Regions from separate parts of the Mus musculus genome. Here regions 1, 2, 3, 4, 5 and 7 are each linked to region 6. Evidence: chromatin loops called from intact Hi-C (ENCODE). Cell type or tissue: heart. All regions are shown on one strand.

Region 1 (4,000 bases), 69 kb before region 6:
GAGTTGCCCTGTGTAGAGGATGAGTGTCTTCTGGGTAGTTTGGATAGGGCTGTCTTGTGTCTTCTTGGCATGGACATTAAGTTTCTTTAGGGAAATAGTCAGATGGGGCACAGCTGGGTCACAACAGCGATTGTTTGATTTTGAGATAGGGTCTCACTATGTGGTCTTGGTTGGCCTGGAATTCTACCTCTAGGCCAGGCTGGCCTGGAACTGAAAAATTCACTTGCCTCTACTTCAGGAGAGCTGGGATTAGGGCATGCAGCTCTAGGCCAGGCACAGGAGTGAAACTTTGAATTGCAACTATGACCTTTGTAGTCTCAACAAGGAAGACTCCTTGTCTCCTCAGATCTCTATCACCTGATTTATGTTTGTCTAAGTAACAGGACAAAGCTTTTAGTATCCGGATCTAACTAGACTTCTCAGTTGGCTCCAATGCCGTGCGACTACTAGAATTATTGTTTCTGGAATCCCACATGAGAGAACCTACCGTTGGCTGAGTCTAAAAGTCCAGCTCTCCCCACCTCATCCTCAGAGAGTCTTGGGGTCTCTTAGGAGATCGGAGGACTTGTCCCCAGCTTGTGTCACACATGGATTGATGAGTAACAGCAGCTCAAAGCTCTTTAGTTGATTGCTCCTCAGCTTTAGTCAATTATCATTTACTCTTGAAGAACTGTCTCTCTTGGGCGCTTGAACTACACAGCATCTAGGAAAATGCAAACTCCTGTTCATAGCTGAAAACAGGGTGGTCCGCAGTAAGTGAGCGCTTGTCCAGTGCAGAGCCAAATTCCCTCCAAAGCTCCCCTGCCCCTGCTCTCCAGGCACTCACCGTATCCACCATGCAGTCAGGATGTTTGTAGGAGGCAAGATGGGGGAAGGCTCCTGTGTGAGTCAGACCAGCCTGGCATCGCTCAGAAGGATAACAATAGCATCTAACACTCACTTGCAGATGGGCGCCAGACACCAGGCCACATGAGCTACACATACAAAATAAAATTCTGCTTTCTTTGAACCAATTCAGCTCTGATTCTGAGTCTTGAACCCTGCCAGGCTGATGGGAATTCCCACAACTGCTGTCCTGTTCTATTTTTTTATGTATTTTATTTTATTATATTTTGAGATAAGGTCTCTTACTACATAGACTTGGTAGTCCTAGACCAGGCTGGCCTGGAACTCACAGAGTTCTACCTGCCTCTGCCTCTTGAGTGTTGGGATTCAAGATGTGAGCCACCATTTCATACTTGACATGCTTCTCTAAAGCCTGGTGTACTGAGGCTGTCATCTGACCTCCTCTCTCCTATTCCACCACCAAGAGACCCAGCCACGCTATCCATGGACCACAGGACCATGCTGGTCCAGGCACGCTATCCATGGACCACAGGACCATGCCGCCTCCCTGTAACCTTTGCCACAGGACCATTCCCTTGGGGCTGTTCCTCAATGCTCACTCACCTCTGAGCCCGAGAATACAGTCAGGAAGCAGGAGAAGGGATTCCTTACCATATTCCCCTGACACATACCTCCACCCACCCTACCCCAACCCCGCTCCAGGACTTTTCTCTGCTCTTTCATCTTCAAATTCGCCTGCAGTCTCCAGTGGCCCAGTGGGACAATCAGCATCTACTCTGAAAGGATTCAGGCTTTTACAGGGGCTAGGACTAGTCATGAACTTCAGACTATTTTCTACTTGCAAAAGCTCCAGAGACAGGAAGTGCAGAAAGGCCTGTGGCAGCTGAGGTGTGGGAGGAAAACAGTTGTCCTCTTTATCCTTATCCTTTGAGGCTCTGCGTCTGTGGATTCAACCCACCATGGACAGGGGTAAATGCACTTGTAATGAACATATACAGACTTAAAAATTATTCCTAAACAGCACAGTGTATCATCTATTTTCACCCTGTTAGCTATAAGTAGTCTAGCCAGGCACAGTGGAGTATTTACTGTGGGAGCTCAGCACTTGGAGCAGAGGCAGAAGGACTACCACGAGTGAGAGACTGGTATGGGTTACAACTGATTGTTCTCTGCAGGCTAGGACTCTGTAGCCAGACATTGTTTCCAAAAACCACAACCAGACAGATTTTAAAAGGAATTAAGCTGATTTAAGGTATTGGGAGAATTCATTGTGGATCTTGTGCCTCGGGAACTCAAACACCTGTTGATTTAGGGGGCCCCAGAGCCAGTTCTCAACAAATATGGAGAGAGAATGTACAAGGAGAAAGGTACAAATTAATCTTACCAAGGATTGCCTCTCTACCCAGGTTTATCTCCACAGCACAAACAAGGACACAGACTTGGAGCATTAAATATCTGCATCAGTGGGAGAAAGTCCCTGTTTTGCGTTAAGAACCATCTCCCTATTTGAATTAGAGGAGAACTAGGGGCCTACATGTCCCCTAGGGTAGGTTCCTCACCTACAGAGGAGCTTGTCTAACTGCCTTGCTTCCTGATTGCCACATGGTGTCGCTGTTATAACTTGACCTTGCATAGTACCTGGCTGCACTTGGGTTCCCGAGGGAGGTCAGTCCTCCCCTCCAGAGGGAAGCTAGCTTAATCCAGGTAACACCCCTGCTGCTCCCCCGGTTTACTTGGTGCAGTCGGCCCAGATGTCTGCATCTGGATTAGGTTCCAGGCCCATCAAATCCCGTAGCCTTTCTCTTCTTACATACCAACAATCAAGAACGGTAGCCCTACAACATGCAAGCTGATCTTGTCACACAACTTTCATAGAATAACTGGGCTTTGAGGCTGCTGTGGAGGAAGCAGGGATGTAGCCCTAGGCGTGACTTTGGAGAAACCTCCACTCTGGTGGAGCCAGGATTTTTGGCTATGCCACAGGCGGAAAAAAAAAAGTTCAGGATTCAATATGGATCAAAGTTAGAGTGTAATAAGAAAAAGATTTTAAAGTAGATTCAGGGGGGCTGGAAAGATGGCTCAGCAGTTAAGATTGCTTACTGTTCTTGCAGAGGAACTGAGTTCAGGTCCCAGCATCTGTATCAGATGGCTCACAACTGCCTGTATCTCCAGTCCCAAGGGAGCCAGCACTCCGGTTTCTAAAAATACATGCATTCATATGCATATACACATACATGTACACATAAATAAAAACAAATCATTTTAAAGGCTAAATAAACTAGATTTAAGCATGTGTGTTAGAGAAGAAAGATGCTCATGAGAGAGAGAGAGTGCATACTCAAGACAGGATTCACAGAAGGGTCAGGTGCACGTGACCATCTTAACACACTAATTATATAGGGAGGTGGTGGTGGTTTCTTAAGTCATTGTTCACAGGGTTTCATTCATAATTGTTTTTATTTATTGGGGTATACGTCTGTCACGGTACACTTGAGAAGGTCAGGGAACAATCTGCAGGAACTGGTTCTCTCTGACCATGTGTGATTCTGGGCGATCAAACTCGCTCATGCCACAGGGCTTGGCGGCAAGTGCCTTTACCTGGGGCATCATCTACCTGGCTGTATGCATTGTGTTTGTAAGGGACATTTTTGTCATTTTTTTTTGTCCCCTCTAATGGGAATGAGATTGTAGGAGATGGTGTCTCAGACACATTGGAGAGGATCATAGGGTGGTTAAAGAAAAATAGGTCATAAAAGGCCTCCTTACTCTAAGAAGGTCATGCGGAAGGTAACGTATTTGTTTTGACTGTGCACAAGGTTCATAATCGCAGCAAATTACTGTTTACAGCCGGCAAGAGTAGGAGGTGACTCTCAAAGGTCAGCTGTGCTTAAGCTTCAAGCATGGTTGTTAACATTCTCATATGAAATCTCTGTTAAAAAAAAAAAGAAAAAGAAAATGGTTGGGCGCGATGTCACATGCCTTTAATGCCTGCAGCAGAGACTCTGGTCCTCTGTGGGGTTGAAGCCAGCCTGGTCTATATTGTTAAGTCGTAGGCCGGCCTATAATTCTGTCCAATTGTATGTGAGAGACTACCCTATGATCTCATGACTCGGTGCTACATGAGGATGAATAGAATCGATGAGTCAAAGATGCT
Region 2 (4,000 bases), 82 kb after region 6:
ACTTAGTGATGGAGCTCAGGGATGAGTGCAGAGGGTGTGAGCCCAGCTCTGACCGGATTTGTGCTGCTGTTCCCTGGTTACACTGTAACACCCCCCCACGCCCCACACCCCCCACCCCCCACCCCCGTGGGCAGAGATTTAACACCGTCCTGTTCTATAGCTGAGTGTTTCCTTGCCTTTCTTCCAGGAAAATTGTGGCCGAATATGAGAAGACCATTGCACAGATGATCGGTGGGTGTCACGACTAGAGTGCTCAGGGGAGGGGGTAGGGGAATGGGGGTGGGTTTCAGCCACAAGGCTCAGAGCCAGTTCCTCTAAGAGTAGTGAGTTCCTCGGCAGGGACCATCTCAGCCGCACTTGTGGCTGTACCCTGAGGATAGCCAGGAGAATGTACGTCACAACTTCACAATTCCCCAGCATCTCCACAGACCTCATTTACCCAACCAGGTGATCCACCATGTTGGGAAGGAGTCTGAGTCTGGCCAGTAAGTTGGATTTTGCTTGCAGGAAGCATAGAATTAAAACCCCCAACCCCAACTTAGTTTAGAGTCCATGATTAAATATACAGCCTTAACACATAGATTTAGGGCCAGGATGGAACCCATGGCAACTCCCTACCCAGTACCCTTCCTCTTGCGGCTGGCAGAGCATGGTAGCCAATCCCAGCTCTCCCTGAGATGTGACACCTCCGTCAGAACACTGCATCCCTGAGTGCCAGAGCTGAAAGATTGCTTAGGCCTGCAATGAAAGACGGCCCTATACTAGCAAATGACACACAATGACCTGTGTGCCTTCCTTCATCTTTCCTTCCTTCCTCCTTTCCTCCGCCCCCCTCCTCTCCTCTATTCCTCCCTTCCTCGTGTTACTATCTATCTCTCCATCTCCCCCTCCCCATCCTCCTCCTCTATAATGAGAAACATTCTTGGAGATAGTCCAAGACCAGGCTTGTATAGTCTTGGGGAGTTGGTCTTCATGTTGATTTATGTCTAGCTATCTGTTTATTTGCTTAGGTTCATGATAATCAGTTTTAAAAATGATTTTTTTTCCCTACCTAAGGATTTGTGGGGTAAACATACAAGTTTGTGCTGAGCCTAGATCTGCACAAGCTTACAGAGCCTAGATCTGTACAAGCTTACAGAGCCCTGTAGCAAATGTTTGGCCTTTTGAGTCCTACCCGTCTATAGCTGACCCCAAGATGAACGGCTCAGTGGCCTTTGCAGTAGCAGGAGGGCCAATGGTTGAATGGCTGGCCCTCTCGGGAGCATTAATTGTGGCCTACGTTCAGCCACATTGATCCCATGGAAGGTGCATCCCATCAGAGCCAAATGCACAAGCTTATGGATGAGATAGAAACTTCAACATGCTGCGCATTCTAAGAGCTGGCAAAGGAACTGGAGAGGAAACAGGCTTCTCTCAGTGTGGACAGGGTTGCCTCCTGTGTCTTGGGATATGACACTGGCAGATGCTAGTGTGGTGTTGAGGGAGAAAGGCCTGAGGGAAGGCTGCCACAGCCAGCTTGTAGCAAGCACACAGCTAGGGATGTTCAGAGAAGCAGGAGTTCCCCCTGGTGGACTCTAAGCATGAGAGCCTGTCCAGCTGACCTATCTGGGAATCTGCCATTATGGTGAGACAGAAGCTACTAGGTGCTGATTCCTGCTTCTGAGAGAAATTGCAGCTGACCGCAGTTGGAACATTTTAATCTTGGACAGTTAAGAAGGGTGGGTATCAGAGGCTTGGTGCATTTCTTTCTTGGACTCTGAACAGTTTTCTGTGTACAAGAGAACCCCCAGGATGGCTCAGGGAGACTGCTACAGCATCCCTAGCTGAGTGCATCATCTCTTGGATAACATCCCTACTGTGTGCATAGTCACGAGCCTTACTCACCAGCCTCTCCCTCATCCGCTTTTCCAAAGCTTTTCTAACCCAGAAAAATTGTATGTCAGTTGCTGTGGAGGATCGCTGGGTGAGGCCACTAGACATTTCATGTTCCGTGTTGACAACCTGTGACATGACCGCCCAGGGAAGGTGGGTGGACCCGCCTGCCTCGTAGGAAAGTAGGTCCCTTCACATGTAGAAACAAGCCCATGGGCCTCATCTGGATTCCATGTTTTCATCCCAGTTTCATTCCACCTGTCCAGCAAGGCGAACCTGGGCCTGAGAGCCTGGCAGCTTAGGACCAGAGTGCATGTGTTTTGAGGGAGAGCCTGGTTCCTCTGACCCAGGCGCCACACCTGCTCATCCCTTCTCAGCAGCTCCTCAGGAGAAAGCGTGCCTTATCTAAGCTCAGTAGTGGGCTCCATGGAATGCAGGACAGGAAGGAACCTCTGCGCTTTCTGCATTCCAGATTGTGGCGATTTTTTGTTTGTTTGTTTGTTTGTTTGTTTCTGCTTTTCTAACAACTGCCCTGATTCTCTGTTTTGCTTCCATTTTCTGTTGCTCTTTGCCCTTTGCTTGCAAAACAAACAGGCAAGCCTGGTAAGTAACTGCTCCCTACCCCCACCCCACCCCCACCGTCTGACACCCACCCATCGCAGCCCACCCCTCGCAGCCCCTTGCTTGTGTTTTGTTTTCCTGGCTTGGTTATTTTTGCTTTCGTATTTGCTGCTTTCCCCATTGGATTTAATAGTGGTTTGCCTGCAAACGCCAGAAAGCCCCCATCAGGGTTTCGAGTCCCCGTTGTCCTGTCTGGGGGCTGAGGCTGATTTCCTGACTTTAAGAGCCTAGCTTTGTTGGTCACGAGTAAGAAGATTTGTGCAGACTTGCCATTGCCTGGCTCTCCTGGGAACCGGGCAATTCTATTTTTAAAAGTGACAAGAGGAAAGCTTGGGCTAGGCGACATCTTAGATTCAGGAAATCAGATGGAACTCTGTTTGATAAATAGCTCCTTCAGCCTGTCTGGTGAAATGTATACGTGACCACAGATCAGCCCAGAATGTACATTGTACGGCATGCTGGGAGCAAAGGAAATGGCTAAAGTTCGGTCAATAACATCTAGTGGAATTTGCCAGTGCCCTCTCCTCTAGGAGTGTGGATAGAGCAAGTCTATTGCTTGTATTAAAAAGCTCTCTATTTAAAAGGCAGCACTTCATGAGTCACTGTGACGCTGTCCCACTGGGTCAGGGGCGATGTTAAGAGCTTCTGTGGGCAGTGATGCTGTTGATAACAGGTCAGATTCCAGGCCGTCCCAGGGCACCAAGAGCTTTGTATTCATTCTCTTTTTTTTTAACCTCTCCAAATGTTATGGCCCAGAAGCACTGCTATCCCCTGGTTCTGGTTCTGGTTCTGGTTCTGGTGAGGAGGCACAGTGAGTTTAAGAACACTGCAGAGTTGGGATTCCAAGCTGGCGTGTCAGACTCCAGAGCCACTGCCCTTGGTGGCTTCTGGACGCTGCTGAGAACCCTGGGATCATAGAGGCAGGGTGGAGGGACAATAGGCATCTCCTAGGGCAGTGGTTTTCCAGGCAGGGCCCTGGGTCAGCTCTATCTGAATCCAGGGAGCTTGTTACTTGTGTAGATTCCCCACCCCGATCTGCTGAGTCAAAAGAGAGGAGGGAGCCATGTCTGTTTGTGTAGCCCTCCAGCTAGCTCTAATGCACACTCTCAGCTGACAAGGCCCTGGGTCCACAAAATTTCAAGGCTTGGAGTAAAATTCAGGCTGTGACACCCCCCCTCCCCCTCACTGTGACACACAGTAATAATGTGCTGAACTTAAGACACAGCAAGAGGGTGCTCTATCAGAAAACAGAAGGAAAAATAACCCAAATCAAAATCTCTGGCTGTTCCCAGTGGGGACTGTCCATCTCAGGGGGCTTGGGAAGAATTTGGTCATGGCCGGGCTTTGTCTTTGGGGCTGAGCCTGGGCTGTGCTGTTCCCTCAGTGAACAAATGAGGTGCCTTGTTCAAACCCTCTTTCACCTTCTGTAAGATGGGGACAGGAACACTTTGTACAGGTCACTTCAGGGCCACCTTTGTTCATGCAGCACGTGGATCCCGTGGCAGGG
Region 3 (4,000 bases), 61 kb after region 6:
TCCAGAATAGTACTGTTTATGCTAAACCAAATAGTACTGCTTATGCTAAAGCCATCCCTTTCTCCTGGGGCCAGTCTGACACTCCACCTCCATTACCTTGTATGAAAGAACAAAAGAAAGAAAAAGGAAGGGAGGGAGGAAGGAGAATCTGGTCCATTAACCATAGCCAGGGAAAAGACATAAACTACCGCCCTCCTCATCTCTGCCTCCAGTCAGAATCCTACCCAGAGACTTGCAGAGCAGAAGGACCCATTGTGCTCTGTGTTCCTGTGAGTACAAAGGGCTCACAGGATCCCCACAGGATCCAGAACTTTTCTGTTTCCGTGTGGGCTCCTCTGGCTGTTCATTAAGAGCTGTGTCTCGTTGCACATGTGCAAATTGGATCCTGTTAATTAGTGTCATAAGCCTACAGCCCTCCCCCAGCCGTAGCTGGCTCAGAAAGAAGTCTCCTCACCACGACTTTGCTTTTATAAAAAGAAGAACGGTTAGTTAAATTTAGCTGCATTTTTTTTTTCTGGGTCAGCTCTCCAAAATGGCTTGTCTTTAAAGGTCTCCAGCTTGGTGGGTCTTCCCTTTGGGGGCTAACGTTAGAAAGTCAGAATGGGTTCCCTTTAGCTGGGGTTTGGTAGGTGGGGGGTGGGGGTGGGGTAGGAAGTTACTGGGTGCTTTGGAATGACCTGTGACCCCATTTTATTTACAGTGACACGTTTAGGGTGAAGAAGTCTCCAAAGCGGTCTCCTCTGTCTGACCCGCCTTCTCAGGTACAGCATTCCCATGACCCCTTACACTGTATTACACTGTATTACACAGTATTACACTGTATTACACAGTATTACACTGCTGAGCAGGGAGGTTAATGCTGCTTGTGTGTGCATACATGCCAGGCACACGCTCCCAGCACCCACATGGTGGTTCACAACTGTCTGTACAAAGGTTCTAACACCCTCTCTTGGCCTCTGTGGGTACCACGCGCGCGCACACACACCCCCACACCACTTACACATATAAAATAAATCTTTCCCTCTTAGCTGTGTTTCTAACAAGCTCATGCCATGTCTTCAACTCTCTATAGACCAAGGAAGGCAATCCTCAGGCAGGCTTGCTGCCATTCTGGGTGATAAGACAAGTTGCTCTTCAGATCCAGACCAGCTTCAGTTGTTGACCAGGTGGAACTAGGACCTTAGCTCCAGGCATTGGAGACTTGAGGTCCAATCGTAGCTCTTGCTGAGTTCTCTCTGCCCTGTACAATGGCAGTAAAACCCCCTTCTCTCTTCAAAAGGACTGGAGTGATGACTGTTAGTGTTGCTGGTACTACAGTTTAACTGGGCTGTCTCCGACAACCAAGTGTAGAGACTTATTGTTTTGAGACAGGGTCTCACTGTAGCTCTGACTGGCCTGGTACTTACTACATAGCCCAGGCTAGCCTCAGTCTCTTAGTATTGAGATCACAGGTGTGAACTACTATATGAGGTTTGGTGGTGGTGCTGCTGCTGGGAATTGAACCTAGGGCTGTGCCCCCCACAAGGTAAGCACCATACCATGGAGCCACATCTCTAGACCTTGCACAAAGAGTCCTACGCTATAGCCCAGCCTAGTCTCACAGTCCCAACTGTCCTCCTGCCTCGGCTTCTCAAATGCTAGGATTACAGATAGGAGTCACCATGTCCAGGTTTTTTTTTTTTGTTTGTTTGTTTGTTTTAAATTAACTTTTTTTTTTTTTTTAAGGTTTGTTTGTTTATTTTATTTTTGGGTACACTGTTGCTATTTTCAGATGCACCAGTAGAGGGCATCAGATCCCATTTCAGATGGTTGTGAGCCACCATGGGAGTTGAACTCAGAACCTCTGGAAGAGCAGCCAGTGTTCTTAACCTCTGAGCCATCCCTCCAGCCTAAAACTTAACAATTTAATTAACTAATTTTTTTTTTATTCCCCATCCCTAATTAGCTAATCTTGATAGCCCATGGTCACTCCCTGAAATCAACCATCAGTAAAGGAGATCCATAGAGGAGAGAAGGGGTTTCCTTGAGAGGCCCCGTGGATCAGAGTCCCCAGGGAACAGACGGAGGGGTTTCCCTGGCTTGTGGGGCATGGCTTCCGATCAGGAGACTGGGTGAAAGAAAAGGCTGCTTCATCTCCTCACAGGACCCCACTCCAGCTGCCACGCCGGAAGCACCCTCAGCCATCTCTACAGTGGTCCACGCCACAGATGAGGAGAAGCTGGCAGTCACTAGCCAGAAGTGGACGTGTATGACGGTGGACTTGGATGCTGACAAACAGGACTTCCCTCAGCCCTCGGACCTGTCTAACTTTGTAAATGAGACCAAATTCAATTCACCCTCAGAGGGTAAGCAACTCGGTGGCCAGCCAGACCCACACCTTGCCTTGGAGAATACTGTCCCTAGGGGGCAAAGAGCCAGAAAAGGTACTTGCCAGCCAGGTAACCATTACCCGTGTGACAGTCTGCACGCCTCCCACTGTATGCAAAGCTATGGCTTGAGAGCACCTGTCCCTTGACCCTCTGATGCCTGCTGAGAACCAGACTAGAACCCTCTAGCCCAGATCCTGAACCCTCACTTGCTTGTTCTTGGCTGTATGGCTTTGGATACCTTCTGTAGCTTTGAAAGGCATTGCTGCTCCAAAGGGACATCTTTCACACTGATCTTTGACTGTAGGTCACCCCACCTCTGGGTCTTCTGGTACCAACCTTGTTCATGTCCCCCTCAGGATGGGTAGCCAATATGACCACCCATTTTAATCAAGCCTGGAACCAGAGGCTTACACCCCCTCCCCCACCCCTGCTTGCTATTGAGAACTTGATTGCATTTGGAAGGTCCCAGGCACTTGTCTTATCTTGGTGTCTACCTTTATGCTGTGTATTCAGTTTCTGCTTTCTCTCTGATTGTTGGGTTTGAATGAGTCATATATCTTAGGGCTAGAATGTTCTCACTTGGCAGAGTGCATCGTGCATAAACATTCTCTACTACATTAACAACTAGTGGCACACATCTACACTCCCAGCCGTCTAGAAGGTAGAGACGGGAGAACCAGAAGTTCACCCTCCTTCCCCACCTTTGCCTGTCTCAGCCTTTGCCTGGATATCTACTCCTTTCCCTTAATGCTTGATCTGGGGCCTCTTAAGATCATGATGAAGAAGTTTGTGCATTTCGTGTTCATTACTGGGCTGTGTGCTTACTGAAAGCAACAACTAGTTCCCTTCCGTGTCTCCACACTACTATGAGGATCATAGGAGCTGAAGATGGGTTTGAGATCAAAGAAATGCAAGGCCAGGGCAGGTAAACAGCAGCTGCCACCTGCATAGGGAGGGGCCTGAGGAGGGAAAAAAGCCACTTGGATAGCATCTCCAGTTCCCTGCTGGCTCACCTCTCTTGAGCTAGATAAGAACCTTCTAAACACCAGAAAGAGAGAGACAGACAGACAGACAGACAGACAGACATTTAGAAGCCAGCTTGGGCTTGTATTGAGAATTGAAACACATTTGATCTGGCAGTGTGTTGGTCATGAACTAAGACAGTTCACTAAACTTTCTGACAATTGTTTCTGCAAAAATTCAGCAAATGGGGAAAGCTTAAGGAGATGACGCAGTGGGTCGAAGTGTTTGCTATGCCAGTATGAGGACCTGGGGTCAAATTCCAAGAACCCCTGTAAAAGCCGGATGCGCATGCGCAGGACAAGCATCACAGTACTCCAGCAGAGAGATGGGGGCAGAGACAGGAGAGTCATTTTTCATCTAAAGAAACAAAACAAAAAAAACCCACCTCAAACAAGTGGAAGACATGGGATGACAACTAAGCTTGTCCTTTGACACCCATGTACACACTATGCTGTACACACATCCATATTCACACACACGAATATTCATATGCACATGCCTTCACACAGAATGAAGCTCAGAATGAATCAGTTCAGGGCTGCAGCTGTGGTCTGAGACTTCATCATGGCCGTGGCCCTGCCGTGTTCATCTCTGTGAAGCACCCTAGA
Region 4 (4,000 bases), 130 kb before region 6:
GAGGCACCTCCATTAGGTTATAGGTGGATCAATAGCTAAAGGAGGGGAGACCAAGGAAGGAAAAGAAAAGAGGATCTCTGAAGCTGGCTGCACTCTTCTCTAGTTCATCTATCTGCTTAACAGAACATACAAGTGAAACTTTCAAATTCAAGCCAGCAAAAGAATCACGGCTTCTTTTTTGTTAGTCTTTTTTGTTGTTGTTATTTTCGAGACAGGGTTTCTCTGTGTAGCCCTGGCTGTCCTGGAACTCACTTTGTAGACCAGGCTGGCCTTGAACTCAGAAATCTGCCTGCCTCTGCCTCCGGAGTGCTGGGATTAAAGGCGTGTGCCACCACGCCCAGCTAGTTTGTTTGTTTGTTTGTTTTTGAGACAGGGTTTCTGTGTGTAGCTGTAGATGCACAGGAACAGACAGTTGCAGACCAGGCTGGCCTTGAACTCAGAGACCTGCCTCTGCCCCTCCCCCACCCCCCAGTGCTGAGATTAAAGGGTGTGTACCACCACTGCCCAGCTCATGGAAGAGGCTTCTTAAAACAGACTGTACAACTCCTTCCTGACTTCTAGAAATCTTCGAAGAACCCTAAAGCATACACTGTACCAAGTGGTAAGTGCACAGTATTGTTGCTAAAACGGAAAAGGCTCTGGGCCTGTGCACTAGTAAATGGGAATTATGGAACAACAATAATTGGCTTCTATAAAAGTAACCCAGTGAGTATAAGCTGCAATAACAGATTTAAAATCATGAATTACCTTCATTAAACAGAGTGTTAGCTTCTTCCAGGACCTCTGTTAGTTTGTCACCAGCATTCAGTATGTCTTCCCGGTTTTCTATTTAAAAGAATACAAGCTTAGGGAACTGGGCACATCCTTCACTAATAAGTAGCAACTTACAGTTCCTTCCACTCCTACAGCCTGGGTAATGATTAGAGTGGCTTTATCTCTTTAACAGAAAAAGGCTTTATCTTTTACAGAAAGAGACAATGTTACTACTGTTCCAAGCAAATTGAACGTCTGTGTGTGCAGAAGGCCTGGGGTCAACCTTTGATGTCCTTCCCTCAGCGCACCATCACCTTTGCCTTTTGAGACAGGGTATCTATCTATCTATCTATCTATCTATCTATCTATCTATCTATAGAACTATCTATCTATCTATCTATCTATAGAACTAGCCAAGAAGGCTAGGTGAGCTGGCCAAAGAGACCCAGGGTCTCTGCTTCCCCTCGGCTGAGGATACAAGTTTACAGAACTACTTTTAGGAGACACTTTAGAGGGTTCTGGGGAATCTAATTAAGGTCGCAAGAGAAGCATCTGCCCATCTCCCCAGCCCTCAAAACTTGAACTCTTGACAGGAAACACTTGCTCCCCAAATGTGCAAAGGGATGACTCTTCGGCTTCCCAATACAAGGGCTCGATTAAGAAAGGATTGTCAACTTCTCAAGCAACAGGCTCATCTGGAGAGCCACACAACAAACGCTTGGGCCTGTACAGCATTTCTGATTCAGTGTATCCGAGCTGGGCAGGGAAATGTGCATTTTAGCAATCCCAAGGGACTCCATAGCTCAGGCGCCCACGAGGAGCAAGCTAGATTGAACAAAAATCTGGTGGTGTGTGCTTGTCTTCCCTACTGGCTAGCTGAGCTCAAGTCACCACCAGGTCTGGTCTCCCGCTTTTCCAGCCGGCCACACAGCACCTGCGCGGCCGCCGCCAAGGTCGCGTAGGCTGCACTTCGTAAACAAGCGAAAGCGCGCTGCCGCGAGCCTGCGCAGACCGGCCAGCGCCTGCACCTCCACCGCCCTCCCCAGCCATGGAACGCCACCGGCCCGCGCAGCCACAAAGCGCCACCTTACGTTGGACAGAGTTGATGAGAGCGCGGTACTGATGGCGGATCTGGCGGCACAGGCCCTGGTCGTACTCGGCCTCCAAGCAGGCCGGGTCCATCAGCTCGTCCCCAGAATCAGACAGATCGGAGTCCTCCAAGCTCGGACGCTCCGCTGCCTCCCTGCGCTCCGGCGCGGCGCCGCGGCGGGCCAGCGGGGACCGCGAGCGGGACCGGGAGCGGGTGCGATCCCGGTGCGGGTCGCGGCCCCGGCCCCGGCCCTCAGACCGGCGGCCGCTGCTGTCGCCAGACATCGCGCCAATTCGCCTTGCAACTTCGGAGCGGCGGAAGTTCGCGCCAGAAACTGAAACCCCCGGCTGGGCTCGAGCGCCGGCTCCAGGAGCAACGCAGCTCCCCGGCTGGCGCGTGAGCACACAGCGACACCTGTGGCCCGGAGGTCGCGGCGGCGTTGGCTGTGTCTGTGCCTCGCATTGGTTCTTAGTTACTCCACCCTGCAAGCAAGAGTCTTAGGACTTTAGATCTCTGATCCTAATGCCCACCCCACTTAGTCATGCATCTTCCCATTGTCTCTTTGGCTCCTCTGGCCTTGGGGAGGATACAACAAACAAAACAGGGTTCCTTGACTGTACCATAGTAAACTGTTAAGCCTCCTTCTAAATATCTGCACCACCACACGGCAGGTTCACAGCTGATTCTCTAACAACAGATACCCTATAACAGGTCTGAGGAAGATAATTATATGCAATGTGGTTTCAAAGATACATGTATACATATCATTCCATGTAATTGTGTGTGTGTGCACTGTACATAGATACGCATGCACAAGTGTGCATCTGCGGGTACAAACGGCAGGTTGGCTTCAGGGGTCTTCCTCTTTCAGTTCCACATTTTTTAGATTTGTTGTGTGTGTATATACATCCTTTATTTGCGTGCACACTGTGGACGAAATGTATGCAGTGCCCTCAGATGTCAAAATAGGACGTGCACACCTCCTCTGGAACCGGAGTTAAGAAGGGTTTGTGAGCTGCCCTGTGGATAACGGCGATGGAACCCTACTCCTATGAGAACTAGTGCTCTTAACCTCTAAACCATCTCTCCAGCCCACTCTCCACGTTCTTTACCATAAGGCATCTCTAGCTGAACCTGGAACTCGTCTTTTTGACAGGACTTAAATAGCCAGCAAGATCTAGGCATTTTCCTGTCTTCACTTCCAACGCACTAGGATTATGGATCCACACTGCCGTGTACAAGTTTGGTTGTTGTTTTTTGTTTGTTTGTTTTTTGAGACAAGGTTTCTCTGTGTAGCCCTGGCTGTCCTGGAACTCACTTTGTAGACCAGGCTGTCCTCAAACTCAGAAATCTGCCTGCCTCTGCCTCCCAAGTGCTGGGATTAAAGGCATGTGCCACCACCGCCCGCCCATGTACCAGTTTTTATGCCACCTTAGGAATCCTGAGGTAATCTACCCTCTGACACACACACTTCTCCTTCTTCCATCCCTCCCTCTCACATAGGATTTCATGTAACCCAGGCTGGCCTCAAACTGACCCTGTAGCTGAAGCTAATATTGAGTTCCTGATCCTCGTGAATCTAACTACCTCACAAAGGCTGAGAGGATTTTGAGACCAAGATCCAAAGCCTAGTGAGCTCACTGCTACTGAGATATCATTGCTTCTAGAGCCTCCAAAGAAAAAAGAACTAGGAAGCTATGCATAGACACCCTTACACGTATATAAGTGCATCTCTTCATATTTTATGTTGCTGGGTTAATTTAAAACACTAATTTGCATTGACATCACAGAAGAGTGTGTGGGGAAGAAGGGGTGAATGTGATTGATGAAATACTATTCTCTGTATTAATGTAGACTACTGAGAAGAAATGGTTCAGCAGTTAAGAGCACTTACTGCTCTTACAGAGGACCTGGCATCAGTCCTCCGTATCCACATAGTGGCTCCCAGCTGTCTAGAACAACAGTTCTAGAAGATTCGACACCCTCTTTGGACTCCTGCACATACGTGATGCATGTAGCATCACCAGGCATACATGCGCACACATAGCAAATCTCTTTAACAAATAAAACGCAAGCTTATAGCAGTGTCCGATGTCCGATCAGAGTCCGATGTTGAAGTCCAGGGGGCTTTTCTCCACTCTGTGGTGATGAGTTTAT
Region 5 (4,000 bases), 140 kb before region 6:
CTGCCTCTGCCTCCCAAGTGCTGGGATTAAAGGCGTGCGCCACCACGCCCGGCTCTTACTAAATTCTCATGTATTACTCGTGAGGGCAGGTCATGCGGAGTGAGCACAGTCACACGGCTCCCAGGTGGCGGCCAGAGCTGTAGAGCTGATTCTCCTCTTCCACTTTAATGTGGGCACGAGACAGTCACTCACCGAGCCATCTCTCCAGCCACCAAGTGATTCTTACTTAAAGAAGACAGCCTGATGAAAATCATAGACTCTTATGGTGAAGGGTGACCCCCAGACAAAGTAGAAAGCAACCTCCTGGGAGACAGGAGGAACCTGAATCCAGAGCCTTGTGCTGAAAGAGTACCTGAAATAGGAGGGAAAGTCTTAAAGCAGAAAGCTCGGGAGAAGGAACCCAGAAACCATCAAGGGCCGACTAGAAAGCCCAACGTGGATGAGCGGGGCAGAGGAACTGGCAGCAGGATGGACTGACACTTGGTGCTGCTAGGGGCATAGCCCAGCCTGACTTGCCAGACGATGTAATAGCTCCTTGGGTGTAAAGCATAGGCCAAGCCACACCAAAAATATTTAACCATTTTTTAACCCACGAAAGGGAAAAAAATTTCATCTCGGGACAACCTATCTGTTGGCTTGGCCAGCTAACTTTACAACTAAAGAGACATAAAAAACACTATGTTATCTATCAGGCACTAACATCCTATGTAAAACCTTCATTGGGACAGGACTAGGAAAAAAGAGGACCCCACTCCTAACACACACTCCCAGAGACAATAAAAACGATCACGTTGTGACTATGGCAGTGGATTTCCTTTAATCAAAGACAACCATGACAGATCCAATAACTATCAAAAGCTACATTTTACCAAAAACAAATCTTCATCTTTAAAAACATTTAATCATACATATATACAATACATGCTGCTGCCCTTTCAGGGTTTCACTGTTGCCTTCAGGCCTAAAAAACATAAAATAAGAGGGAAGACAGCTGGTTATTAGCTGATAACCCAAAACTCGCAGTATACACATAAATGCAGTCTAGTGACCAGCCCCTTGTCACCGAGTAGGGCCAGGTTAAAAGGCTGCACTCCTCACAGAGTTAGTTCCCTTCCCCTCAAGATGCTCTGACAGAGGTAAGCTCTCTTGGAACAAAAGTTCAGTCAACTGAAATACGCACTGAATTTATATAAAGTGCTTTAAAAGCTCAATTTAATTCTCAAAATTAGAAAAAAAGATGAAGCTAAAGTGATCAGTTATTTTATAAACAGACTTACAGATAAGGAAAACGTGTAAATCGAATTAACCCCACAAGGTTTTAAAATCAAGGGGCAGGGTCAACAGACTCAAGGTCGATTCCACCCATGGCTGTCTTCAGGACAGAATACCAGTTGTTACTAAGATTTCTTTCTAGAAATGTCCCCCTTCGTAAAAATGAAGGTTTTTTTTTTTTTTTCATAGCATAATTCATTTCCGAAATGTGCATTTACTAGTATTCCCCTGAGGGAATGCTACTGCCACCTTCCTTTTCTGCTTCGTGCCATCACAACACTGGAGAAGTCTCCATATTTCATGTACTCAATTAGTGAAAACAAGCCCACGAACAATCATCCCCCCCCCCCCCCCCCCCCCCCGCTGCTTTTTCATCTATAGAGCTCAGGAACACCATGGTCACGGTAGCTGGCCTCCCGCTCCTGCCTGCCTTTACCAGTTACAGTTCAGGAACCGGACGCTAGAGGGAGACAAACCCCAGATGGCCTGGGCAGGAGGAACTACTAAGGCTCGGGGTTGCCTAATACAACTTTAATCCAACTGTGTGGCTGTCTGTCGTGTGGGAAACGGTACCTTCCGCTGCTGGCATCAGGCACTGAGCCGCTGCTGGCTCTGACTCAGCGGGATCACAGGCTCCGAAATCTCAAAGGTCTTCACAATCTCCTGCTCAGAAACGACGAACACTTAGGCAGTGGGAACATTCGTAGGGAAGGAGGACCAGGTCAGAACCGCCCTGGGGTGACCCGCAGGGCCTGCAGGGCCTTACCTCCCAGTCATGGTAACTCAGAGCTATAATTCCTTGACTCCTAATTTGAATGTTGTGGTCAATTCCCTCACTTTCTTCATTAATCACTGGCTCTGTTTAAAAGACAAAGATTTCAAACATTATCAGTCAGAACAGGTAACTTGAACAGCAAACGATCATAGGATTGAAGCTTGTACTGAGAAGATACTTGTATGTGCTGCCTAGATATCACGTACTACAAGCAGTTGAGTAGCGGAGCAAGTAACCCCGCTGATTCCCACACTGATCATGGGGTCTTTTTCTGAACGTTTAGCTTATCTGTGCACTAGCCACTTAGCTAAACCTTAGTGAGTCCAAGAGGAAGCCAAGCGCATGGAACAAATAACTGCATTGGAAGTCCTTAGTTCTCCATAAGGGACTTCAGAAGGGCATGAGTGAGAGAGATTGTATGCAGATAAGAGCAAGAGAGAACAGAACCTCGGAGGGAAGGCTTTGGCCACATGGACAGTGGTGGTCAGAAAGAAGGAAGCTACAAAAGTTACAAACAGTAAAAGTTGGGGGGGGGGGGGGCTGGAGAGATGGCTCAATGGTTAAGAGCACCGACTGCTCTTCCAAAGGTCCTGAGTTCAAATCCCAGCAACCACATGGTGGCTCACAACCATCCATAATGAGATCTGATGCCCTCTTCTGGTGCATCTGAAGACAGCTACAGCGTACTTATGTATAATAATAAATAAAACTTAAAAAAAAAAGTTAGGGGGATTTATCATTTTGTTAATCTTTTTTTTTTTCAAGATGGTTTTTCTGGGTAGCGCTTGCTGTCCTGGAACTCGCTCTGTAGACCAGGCTGGCCTCAAACTCAGAAATCCGCCTGCCTCTGCCTCCCAAGTGCTGGCAATAAAGGCGTGCACCACCACTGCCCAGGTTTTAAAACCATCCTATTTTCAGAATTTTCAGTTAACTAGGACAGATACATTTTGTTTACATCAATTTTATTAAAATGGGAATTTACCAGGCATGATGGCCCATGCTTTTGATCCAAATACCCAGAAGACATAAACAAGTGGATCTCTTTGAGTTTAAAGCTAGTGTGTTCTACACAGAAGTTCTAGGCTAGCCAGGGACACATTGTGAGACCATCTCAGTAGCAGAACTTCTTTGGTTTAAAAAACAAGAAAATAAAATTTTTGTAGTGGCACAAGCCTTCCTTCCCCACTCTTGGGAGACAGAGGCAGGCAGATCACAGTGTACCAGGTCTGACTGGTTTATGTAGTAACTTCCTGGACAGCCAGGGTTATGGATACAGACCCTGTCTCAAAACAAACAAAAAAACACAAAACAAAAACATAACAAAAAACCAGAAGCTTTTAATCCCAGCACTAAGAAGACTGAAAGTTTAAGGCCAGCCTAGACTACAAAACAAATTTCAGGCTAGCCTGGGCTATTTGCGGGGTTGGGGGGAGGAAAGAAGAAAAGAAGAAAAACAGAAAAAGACCTTACATTTAGCAAAACAAAATGGATTTCATAAAGTCTATTTTTTTTGGACTTTTTAAAAGATTTATTTGTTTATGTGAGTACATTATAGCTGTCCTCAGACACACCAGAAGAGGGCACCAGATCCCACTACAGATGTTTGTGAGTCACCGTGTGGTTTCTGGGAAACTGAACTCAGGACCTCTGGAAGAGTAACCAGTGCTCTTACCCGCTGAGCTTTCTCTCCAGCCCCAACTCTAATATTTTCTAAAACTGATTTCTATGAACACAGTATAATTTACCTATTATTGGCAGTCGGTCTTGGTCAAGTCTTATTCTTGCAAAACCATCCTGAAACAAAAACATGGTTTGAGGCAAGCAGCAAAATCTACTGCATGAAAATTCTTCATCAGTTAGGAAAAGCTCTACTTCAGGCAGCCAAAATGTACCCTAAGTCACAGACAAGTCTTTTCTCATATTACCCTACAAGGACTATTATTGCTGATGTTT
Region 6 (4,000 bases):
GAGGGGAAGAGAAGAGAGAGCTGCCTGGTGGTCCTTTGGGAATATACTGGCTTAAGGACAAGTAGGCTGTCCAGACTACTAAACTGAGGGCATGTTGTCGCTGGGTGACCCTGGAAAATGCCCCGTGGTAATAGCTAAAGCCCAAGGGCATCCACGCTTGATCCTCAGCTCTGAGCTGTCCTGGGACCACAGATCTGAGGCCATCTTCCCTACCCTCTGGTAACTTGCCTCACAACCCAAAGGCGAGAACACAATAGTAAGCAACAACCGTCTGTCTCATCAGTGCACCTTTAATGAAATCAGATCTTCCTGGGATTCATAAAGTGTGGGAGCTCAGCCAGCGGAGTCTCTTGAGAAAGCTGAAATTAGACTTGTAATGTGCTTCTTCCCCCTCCCCTTTGAAACAGGGTCTCTCTATGCAGTCCTAGCACTCAGTACTTAGACCAGGTTGACCTTGAACTCACAGACCCACCTGCCTGCCTTTCCTGAGTGCTGGGATTGAAGGTGTGTGCCCATCAGCAGCTGACTTTGCACTGATTGTAAGCATGGATGAAGGCTGTTCGGAGTGACACTCTCTGAAGGAGATTAAACAGCTCCCAGCAGTTTGCTTTGTTCATTTGCAGCCACTTCTCTATATTTTGTTTGGAGACGAGGACTTACTGCGTAGCCTAGGATGACACAGACTTCACGATACTTCTGCCTTGGCTTCCCAAGTGCTGGGATTATAGGTGTGGCCGCCCCCCATACACACACACACACACCGTGCCTGCCTCATCTTTCAGTTTTTATTCACTGTGGATTAGCTTCTAGGGTCCTACAAGGATCATAACTTTTTGGGTTCCACCCTCTCCACCCCCAACCTTGTGGGGCCCTTGAGGAACTGGCAATGTGGCTTCCCACTCTCTCTCAGCCCGAGGACGTGACAGGCTCTCTTTTCACGCGTGATGATGATGCTTGCTGTTCATAGCCTGTCTGAATATTGGATCACTGGGGTGGGTGCTGTCCAATGAGGAAACACAGCTAGTGGGTCTGAAGAGATGATTAGCAGGTAAAGGCACTTGCTGTGAAGTCTGGCAGTCCGAGTCGGTTGTCCACTGATATCCATATGTATGGGCTGTGGCAAATGCATGTGTGTACACACAAACACACATGTGCATGCATGTACATACATACATGTACACACCAAAAAAAAAACAACCCACCACATCTCTCACATCAAAGGGAACAGGAATAAAATAGAAGTTTATTTAGGTTAACCCAAATTCTATGTTTCAACATGGATGTAGCCTCATGATGTTTCTATAGTAACAGAACAAAAGTCATGAATCAAGACAAATTTCAAGTACATTGGTGGGAACGTCAGGTAGGCAAGTACAGCAACATGGGGAAATCTGTTACAGCCTCGGATGCCATCTTAGCTTCTGGGTTGGTGGAAGTAAGTTAGAGGTCTGTCTGTATATTCCAGAAGATTTACCTCGGTCTTAAGGATGTTGGATCCCCACATAGGTGGGTAGTTAAATGTCTATTTAGAAGCTAAAATAGCTCAAGAGACTTTTGTTCTGGACCTGAAATATTCTAACTCTCAATCATTTATTGAGTTCTAATCAGTCTTGTAGGCTCCTGGTTTTCATGGTCTGTCTTCCAAGGGTAGGGAAGGCAGGGACAAGGGCAGCCACTGTAGGCATGGATGTGCTTACGTGATTCAGTTAGGAAGTGGGCTAGATATGAGAGGGTGGAGCCTTGATAGCTTAGCAAGCGAGGAGCTGCCTAGCCAGGAGTTAGGCCTGTTATAGGAACAAAAGAGGCTGGGCAGAGCCATGAAGGGAGGGAAGGGCAAAGCTGGGGTTGATTCTGTGGAGCCTGCTGAATCACCACAGGGCTTTAAGTAGGAGTAAAAATTCCCTTTCCAGGGTTGGGCACCTAACGCAGTGGCTGCTGTCTTTCAGGGCCAGGTTTGGTCTGGAGGCAGAGCCTACAAGGCTGGCTCTGAGCATGGCACGGTGACTCAGAAACCAATGCTCCTATGGCTATTTGCCCCTAAGAGAAGAAATAGACCACAAAACCTCAAACTCCAGCTGCCCCTGCAGCCTGGGTCTCAGGCCCTGCCTCAGAGTCACTAGACTCCAGCCTGGCTCTTGCAAGGCCGTCAGCCGACCAGCTCCCGGCTGACAACAGTGTGGCTGGCTACAGGAGCTGGGGACTCACTTGCTTTGAAAACCGGCTCCCAGGCTGTAGATGCCTCGCTTTTTGCCAACACTTCTGTGTTAGGGCTTCTTGGGCTCCAAGCTGGTGCCTTTTGGCTTGGGGCTTGTGCTTTCTGTGAGGTCCTGCACACTGGCAGAACCCCTGGCTGTCCAGGAGGGGGCAGACATTTACCACATGAAGGCTGCTTGCCTTCATAATCCTTTTGGGTCCTAGACAGAGCTGTCACCTAGCCCCAACCCCCATCCCAATCCAGGTCCCAGAGTGACCCAATAGCTCATACACCCATACTTTGCTCTCTTTTGAAATTTGGGGGCACATTGTGGGGAATTTACAGAATTGTGGGGTTTTGTTTGTTTTTCAAAACAGGGTTTTCTCTGTGTAGCCCTGGCTTCCCTGGAACTCACTCTGTAGACCAGGTTGGCCTCAAACTCAGAAATCTGCCTGCCTCTAGAATTGTGTTTTAATTTTCAACGCAGAATTTCATTGTATGCACCAAACTGTTAGAATACTTTTATATAAAAATCTTCAAGCAGCCCTCAGACAAGAAGACACCCAGGGCCCCTAACACTTGAGCAGTTAATGAATTCCCAGGTTTTTTGGAGTCGAATGAGGGAGGAACTCTGGGACTGGAGGCTGTGGCCTCTACCATGTGTAAGTCGAGGGAGTCTAAGGAGCAGCGTGCTATGTCTTTAAATAGTCCTCTCCACAAATGTGGGTGGGTTGGGCGGGGTGAGAAAGGATGGATGAATGTGCCATTAAGGAGCCGAATTCCATTTGAAATAATTCTCCCATTGTGTCCCCAGCGCCTCCCCATCTGCTGCCCGTGCAAGTCCTGCTCCTTTGGCCCCAGAACATACAGCCTCGGCTCCCTCCGCAGCCGGTCCTGGAGTAGAAGTCACCCCCACTGCCTCCCCCCAACACCTGGCCAAGAACGAACCCAGGTAATCTATAAGCATTTCTCCCATAGCAGCTGCCCAGGAGAAAGCGAGGCTGGGTGGTCTCTCTCACTGTCTGTCCTGGGGTGAGCTGGGTTTAGGATGGTGCCAGCAAGGCTCTGACACCATGTCTGTAATCGCTTGGCTTGTAGCTTGGCTTCCTGAAGCAGTTAGTTCTCTTGTAGCAGGGACACCGTGTGTAAGCCATGGACTCCCGAGGGGCAGAAGCAACACACTCACACAGCCTGTGAGTGAAAATGTTCCCCCTGTAGGTTTCCACTTACAGGAGACTGTGCAAGAGGCAAAACTACAAGGAATAGAAAGTATTATGGTGACCAGGGTAGGAGCTAAAAGAAGACCTTAACTGTAACATCATAGCTTGTCCTGCATCTCGACTGTAGTCATGGTTATATGACTATGTCAAGTTTATCCAAGGGTGACTGCTGTCTGATGTAGCCAATTCACAGGGACACAGAGCTTTGCCTCCTGCTTCCTGGGTCTAGTAAATGTGAGCTACCCACTTGTTCCGTGTCCGAGGCTCCCAAGGCTCTCACACAAATTTCACTAAGGTGCCTGCGGTTTGCCTTGGAGTGTTTACTTCCTGGATTCTCCATTCCGGCACTTTTTGCGTCTTGTTTGTTTATGCATCTGAGAGCCAGCATCAGGACTTGAGTTGCTCTGGCTAGACATCATGCCAGGGACAGGACATAGGTCTGGAAGATACATGCTGCCTGGCAATGTGGAGCCTTGACGTCTCTGGAGACAGAATGATGTCCTCAGTAGGATTAATCCTGTGTGGGTTGAGGACACTGGGGAAGGAATAGATGCTGCCTGGGGAGTTTCTACATGTGTGTGGTCCC
Region 7 (4,000 bases), 90 kb after region 6:
GGCGACTACTGTAGCTACGAGTGATTTCTGGACTCTGCTGATTGTTCAAAGCAGTCACCATGGAGACAAGACACAGAGCTGCAAAGCCAAGCATTTGTTCATTCATTGATTACTGAGTACCATTACGGGTTTGCTGTTGGGTCTATGTATATTTTTATAGAAGTGGAATGTTCCATTAAAATAAAGACCACATCCTCTAGTCATTGTGTGTGTGTGTGGGGGGGGCAGTTGTCAGTGTTTCCACAATATAGGTTCCATCAGACATGTGTTTAAATCACCATATAGTGTTAGTTCCTGAAGGAGGAGCCAGGATATATATTTCCAAGGTCCTTGGCCCAATCAGAGCAGCAAATGAAGGTGTTGCTGTGTTTTCCGGTAGATTAAAATACATGGATGCCAACAAATTGGGTCCCTTGGCCTTGGATAATAGCAAAGATTAAAATCTATCTGCAAAGGTAATTCCCTCGCTAACTAAGCTTCCGGAGGAATGAGCTGATCTTGGTGTTCCGCCCTGGAGGACAGTATGATGTATAACAAACAAGGCTTGTCTTAAAGAAATTCAGAAACACATTCAAGGCAGGTCCATGCAAGATGCTGGGCTCCGCGATGGGGCTACTTGCCCAGTAGTGGCTGATGGTGCTGGGGTTAACTCTAGGGACGGATCTCCTCCAGTGGGCCTGTGGGGCTTCCACCGTGAGTCGCTGCACATTAATAGACATTAGAATGAAGCTGAGTGGTTGCAAGCACAACTGGAATTTGTGTTCTAGGCTGGACACATCTGTTCCTATTTGACTGGCTGTGTGCTCTTACACATAGCGCTTAACCTCTCCAAGCCTCTGTTTCCTCACTAAAAATGGGTTAACAGCAGCTCCTTTTAAAGGGGTAGCATCCCGGAAGGCGGAAGGCGTTAGCTTGGTGATTGGCATGTGGTATTCACAGCAAAATAAGATTACCATTTGTAGCCAGCAGGGGGCAGTAGTGGTGGTGAGAATAACTAGAATTAGTGGTCAGAGATTTTAGCACTTGTGTGGGCTGGAGCCTCAGAGTATGCCTAGGCAGGACGTAGGCATGGTCAAGCTGTTAGGAGACAGTGATTCCTCACCCGGCTACCCCCCTCCACTCCCACGAAGGCACAGTTCCCTGTTCGGTGGGCACTGTGGTGTGGAGTCCTGGAGTCCTAACCCAGGGACAGCCATGGGCTGAGCCGAGACATGATGCAGGAGGTTCCAGGAAAGGGGTTGGTGGAGGCCAACCTTCCTCAGCATCTCAAAGGAAAACATGAGATGCAGGAGCTCTGTCCTCAGGGAGGGCTGCTGGCCACTTGTGCATGATCAAGAGCAGCCTTGGGCTCCTGGCGTCTCAGCCCTCAGAGAGTAGAGCCACATCTGCTGGACGTCTCCCAGCTGGATCCCCATCCTACAGGACAGGAACGGCCACCCAGTTGCCTGTGCCGCATGTGTGTATCTGCCTTTAAGTGAGTTTCAGGAATGAGCAAAGAATAGCTTCTGTGTGAGAGGAATCCCCTGAAGTGGCCTGCCTCTCCATCGCTGTCTGCGCCTTTTACTGCGCCATCTACTGGGCATCTTCTAAACAGCGCTAGCATTTCTCTAAACTCCGGGCCATTGTCAGGAAAGCCATGTAAGAGCCATGGAACTTAGCCCAGGGATGAAAGCTATACTAGCTAGCCCTCCACTGCACTCTGCTCACTGTATTTTTGTATTTACAAGACCGCACGTTTCTTACCTTATTTCATTCTCACCAACGTTTTAAAGATGGGGAGTCCAAGGTTCGGAGTGGCTGTGTAACTCGCTCACCCTTACCAGCCATAGCTAGGATGTAAACTTGTTTTGCTTCTAGTTACTTCCTCTAATTCCTGTAGATAGCTTTAGAAGAGACCAAGAGACTGGGTGAACTCCCCTACAAGGAGACCAGTGTTGCTACTGATTAACTAGTGACAGTAGTAGTAGCTGCTGCTGTTGAAGCAGGTCTCACTGTAGCCCTGGTGGCCTGGAACTCACTATGTAGATCAGGCTAGCCTCAAACAGACATGTGCCACCACACCTGGCTTGGTGGCTTGCTTGCTTCCCTTTTTTTTTTTTTTTAACCTTTTTGGTATGTATATTTATATACTTGTTGCTTGCGCATATATTATTTCAGGGCTAACCACTGTGTTTTGAGTCACCAACAGAAGCCTCATCCCTGGGAGAAGCTAATTCTTCTAGAAGGCAGTGAGGAATTGTGCTACTTTAATAAAGTGTTGCTAGTAGGGTCTCTCTAAAGTCCATACCTCACTAGTCCTGGGTAGCTGTGAGGTTTCCAGTGCCAGGCAGGATTTCCCTCCTATGGAACAGACCGAGAACTGTTGGTGGCCATCACCTTTAGATACATTTTTTTTTAAAGCTGGACATTGTGATCATAGGTGTCATGGATGAATAGAACTATGGATTGGTTCCCTCCCTTGCTGACTTTCATAGCACTTTCTTTTCTTTCATATTCTCTCATATATTACATCCCGACTACAGTTCCCCCTCCCTCCCCTTCCCCCCTTGTTTTCTGGTGCTATGGAAGTAGATCAGCAGGTCAGAGGCTTTCAAGTTAGATCACCTCAAGTCCCCTGAGACCATTGTCCAAAATGAGTGGTGTCTTTAGCAATGGGTGACTTGCCTTCAACCTGTGAGAGACCTGCACCCTGCTATTCCCCTCTCTCATGGTCCCTTTATACTTGACCAGTGTCTCTGATTACTTTTAAGACAGGGTCAGTCATTGGCCTAGAACTTAATAAGCAGACTAGGCTAGCCGAGGATCCCCCTCTGTCTGCCTCCCTCCCATACTGGGCTTGCAGGTGTGCACTCCCATATCTGAAGGATTCTGGGATTCTGGGGGCTGAGTTCAGATCCTTCAGCTTGCAACACATGGGCTTTGCTGACTGAGTCATCGCCCCAGCCCTGTAACTGGCTCAATTTCAAACACCAAGAACACCTCTCTTGTCTTTCATTTTCAGAATAAAGAGATAGAAGAACTCACCAAGATTTGTGACGAGCTGATCGCCAAGATGGGAAAAAGCTAACTCTGGGCCAAGTGCGTGGACTTGGCCGTTGCGTGCAATACGAGCGTCGGCTCAACTGTTTGTCCTTCCGATTCCGTGAACAGCGTCTCCTTTCACTTCCGTATGCACTACTGTGTCCTCTTTCTAAATAAGGTTGGTTTGACCGTATGCAGTGCCGAGACCTACCAGGATTCCTTGCTATCCGTTTGCATTTTCTAGTATAATTCATAGCAAGTTGACCTCGGAGTTCCTGTATCAGGGAGACTGTCAGATTCTCTAATAGACTACAAATTGCTGGCCTTGGCCTTGGCCTTTGGCGAGCAGCATCTGATGGGACGTGAACATATGCATCGGGACTCTTGCCTTAAGGAGTGTACAATTGATCCACATTTGCTGGTTTGGTTTTTTAGGAAAAAAAAAAAAAAAGAATGCATGTTTCAAATAAAATTCTCTATTGTAAATAAAGTTTTTTCTTTGAGTCTTGGCAGCGAGTGTGGCTGTGAGTTATTTTCTGGGAATGGCTGAGTCCTTTCCTTCATTAAATCATATCAGGTTTTGGTCTCTGCCTCTTTTGCTTATTGATTTAAATTGCATTTCCTTCATTATCGTGTCTGGGTTTGTAAGAGGGAGCAAATGAGAAATATTGATTGGGGCTTAAATAAGTAAGTGGATATATTGGATTAGCTTAGATTTCATTTTTACAAAGCCTTGGCCATTAGGAAAAAAAAAAACAAAACTGTTTCCTTTTATAACTCTGTGGAGGAAATAGCAAGCTGTCAGTCTTTCTGTCCTGCCCCTTGGTGCCTGACCAACCCTGAAACACTGCCTATTTCTTTATAAATGGTTAGGAAAGGCCCAGGAACACCTGGTGGGAGGCAGGCAGGCAATTAGCCATTTAGCAACATGACCACTACCAGGCTCCCTGATGCTCTGACCTGCACACGTGACCTGTGA

Evidence for each region. Peaks named below come from ENCODE experiments on the same cell type or tissue, not always from the same donor. Only the 100,000 strongest peaks of a DNase experiment are listed, where the experiment ranks them.
Region 1: a loop joins it to region 6, with 3 times the contacts of the local background. A loop is called at or near these places in 6 of 42 quality-filtered maps.
Region 2: a loop joins it to region 6, with 5 times the contacts of the local background. A loop is called at or near these places in 16 of 42 quality-filtered maps.
Region 3: a loop joins it to region 6, with 2.6 times the contacts of the local background. A loop is called at or near these places in 3 of 42 quality-filtered maps.
Region 4: a loop joins it to region 6, with 2.1 times the contacts of the local background. A loop is called at or near these places in 6 of 42 quality-filtered maps.
Region 5: it touches region 6 in a loop (3-fold over the local background); 6 of 42 quality-filtered maps call a loop at or near these places.
Region 7: it touches region 6 in a loop (7-fold over the local background); 16 of 42 quality-filtered maps call a loop at or near these places.

What each region holds. Positions count from the first base shown.
Region 1 is chr7:130,602,843-130,606,842 of GRCm38, forward strand. All of the region lies in intron 2 of Tacc2 (transforming, acidic coiled-coil containing protein 2), which reads left to right. It overlaps Gm34365 (a long non-coding RNA gene), which reads right to left. Exons shown (of 3, transcript XR_378536.3): 3 at 3,257-3,775. Among named protein-coding and RNA genes, the nearest start is that of Gm34365, 14 kb to the right of the region's middle. In heart, a CTCF peak has its summit at 2,433 (motif pointing right); no DNase peak of the experiment used is centred here; H3K27ac peaks cover 441 bases.
Region 2 is chr7:130,753,431-130,757,430 of GRCm38, forward strand. Tacc2 (transforming, acidic coiled-coil containing protein 2) reads left to right here. Exons shown (of 22, transcript NM_001004468.3): 18 at 188-231. Among named protein-coding and RNA genes, the nearest start is that of Btbd16, 19 kb to the right of the region's middle. In heart, a CTCF peak has its summit at 1,561 (motif pointing left); no DNase peak of the experiment used is centred here; H3K4me3 peaks cover 351 bases; H3K27ac peaks cover 2,439 bases.
Region 3 is chr7:130,732,806-130,736,805 of GRCm38, forward strand. Tacc2 (transforming, acidic coiled-coil containing protein 2) reads left to right here. Exons shown (of 22, transcript NM_001004468.3): 9 at 701-761; 10 at 2,144-2,423. Among named protein-coding and RNA genes, the nearest start is that of Gm34283, 14 kb to the left of the region's middle. In heart, a CTCF peak has its summit at 1,778 (motif pointing right); no DNase peak of the experiment used is centred here.
Region 4 is chr7:130,545,148-130,549,147 of GRCm38, forward strand. It overlaps Nsmce4a (NSE4 homolog A, SMC5-SMC6 complex component), which reads right to left and starts at 2,234. Exons shown (of 11, transcript NM_001162855.1): 1 at 1,845-2,234; 2 at 748-825. The coding sequence starts at 2,127. In heart, a CTCF peak has its summit at 2,262; DNase peaks (open chromatin) are centred at 1,814 and 2,284; H3K4me3 peaks cover 1,943 bases; H3K27ac peaks cover 2,219 bases.
Region 5 is chr7:130,531,732-130,535,731 of GRCm38, forward strand. It overlaps Nsmce4a (NSE4 homolog A, SMC5-SMC6 complex component), which reads right to left. Exons shown (of 11, transcript NM_001162855.1): 8 at 3,793-3,841; 9 at 2,039-2,130; 10 at 1,846-1,935; 11 at 795-961. The coding sequence ends at 1,861. Among named protein-coding and RNA genes, the nearest start is that of Nsmce4a, 14 kb to the right of the region's middle. In heart, CTCF peaks have their summits at 1,741 and 3,621 (motif pointing right); a DNase peak (open chromatin) is centred at 1,780.
Region 6 is chr7:130,671,594-130,675,593 of GRCm38, forward strand. Tacc2 (transforming, acidic coiled-coil containing protein 2) reads left to right here. Exons shown (of 22, transcript NM_001004468.3): 5 at 3,009-3,146. Among named protein-coding and RNA genes, the nearest start is that of Gm39098, 28 kb to the left of the region's middle. In heart, a CTCF peak has its summit at 2,360 (motif pointing right); DNase peaks (open chromatin) are centred at 1,798, 2,228 and 3,118; H3K27ac peaks cover 2,420 bases.
Region 7 is chr7:130,761,253-130,765,252 of GRCm38, forward strand. It overlaps Tacc2 (transforming, acidic coiled-coil containing protein 2), which reads left to right. Exons shown (of 22, transcript NM_001004468.3): 22 at 3,002-3,634. The coding sequence ends at 3,067. Among named protein-coding and RNA genes, the nearest start is that of Btbd16, 11 kb to the right of the region's middle. In heart, CTCF peaks have their summits at 960 (motif pointing right) and 1,592 (motif pointing left); DNase peaks (open chromatin) are centred at 1,319 and 1,579; H3K27ac peaks cover 447 bases.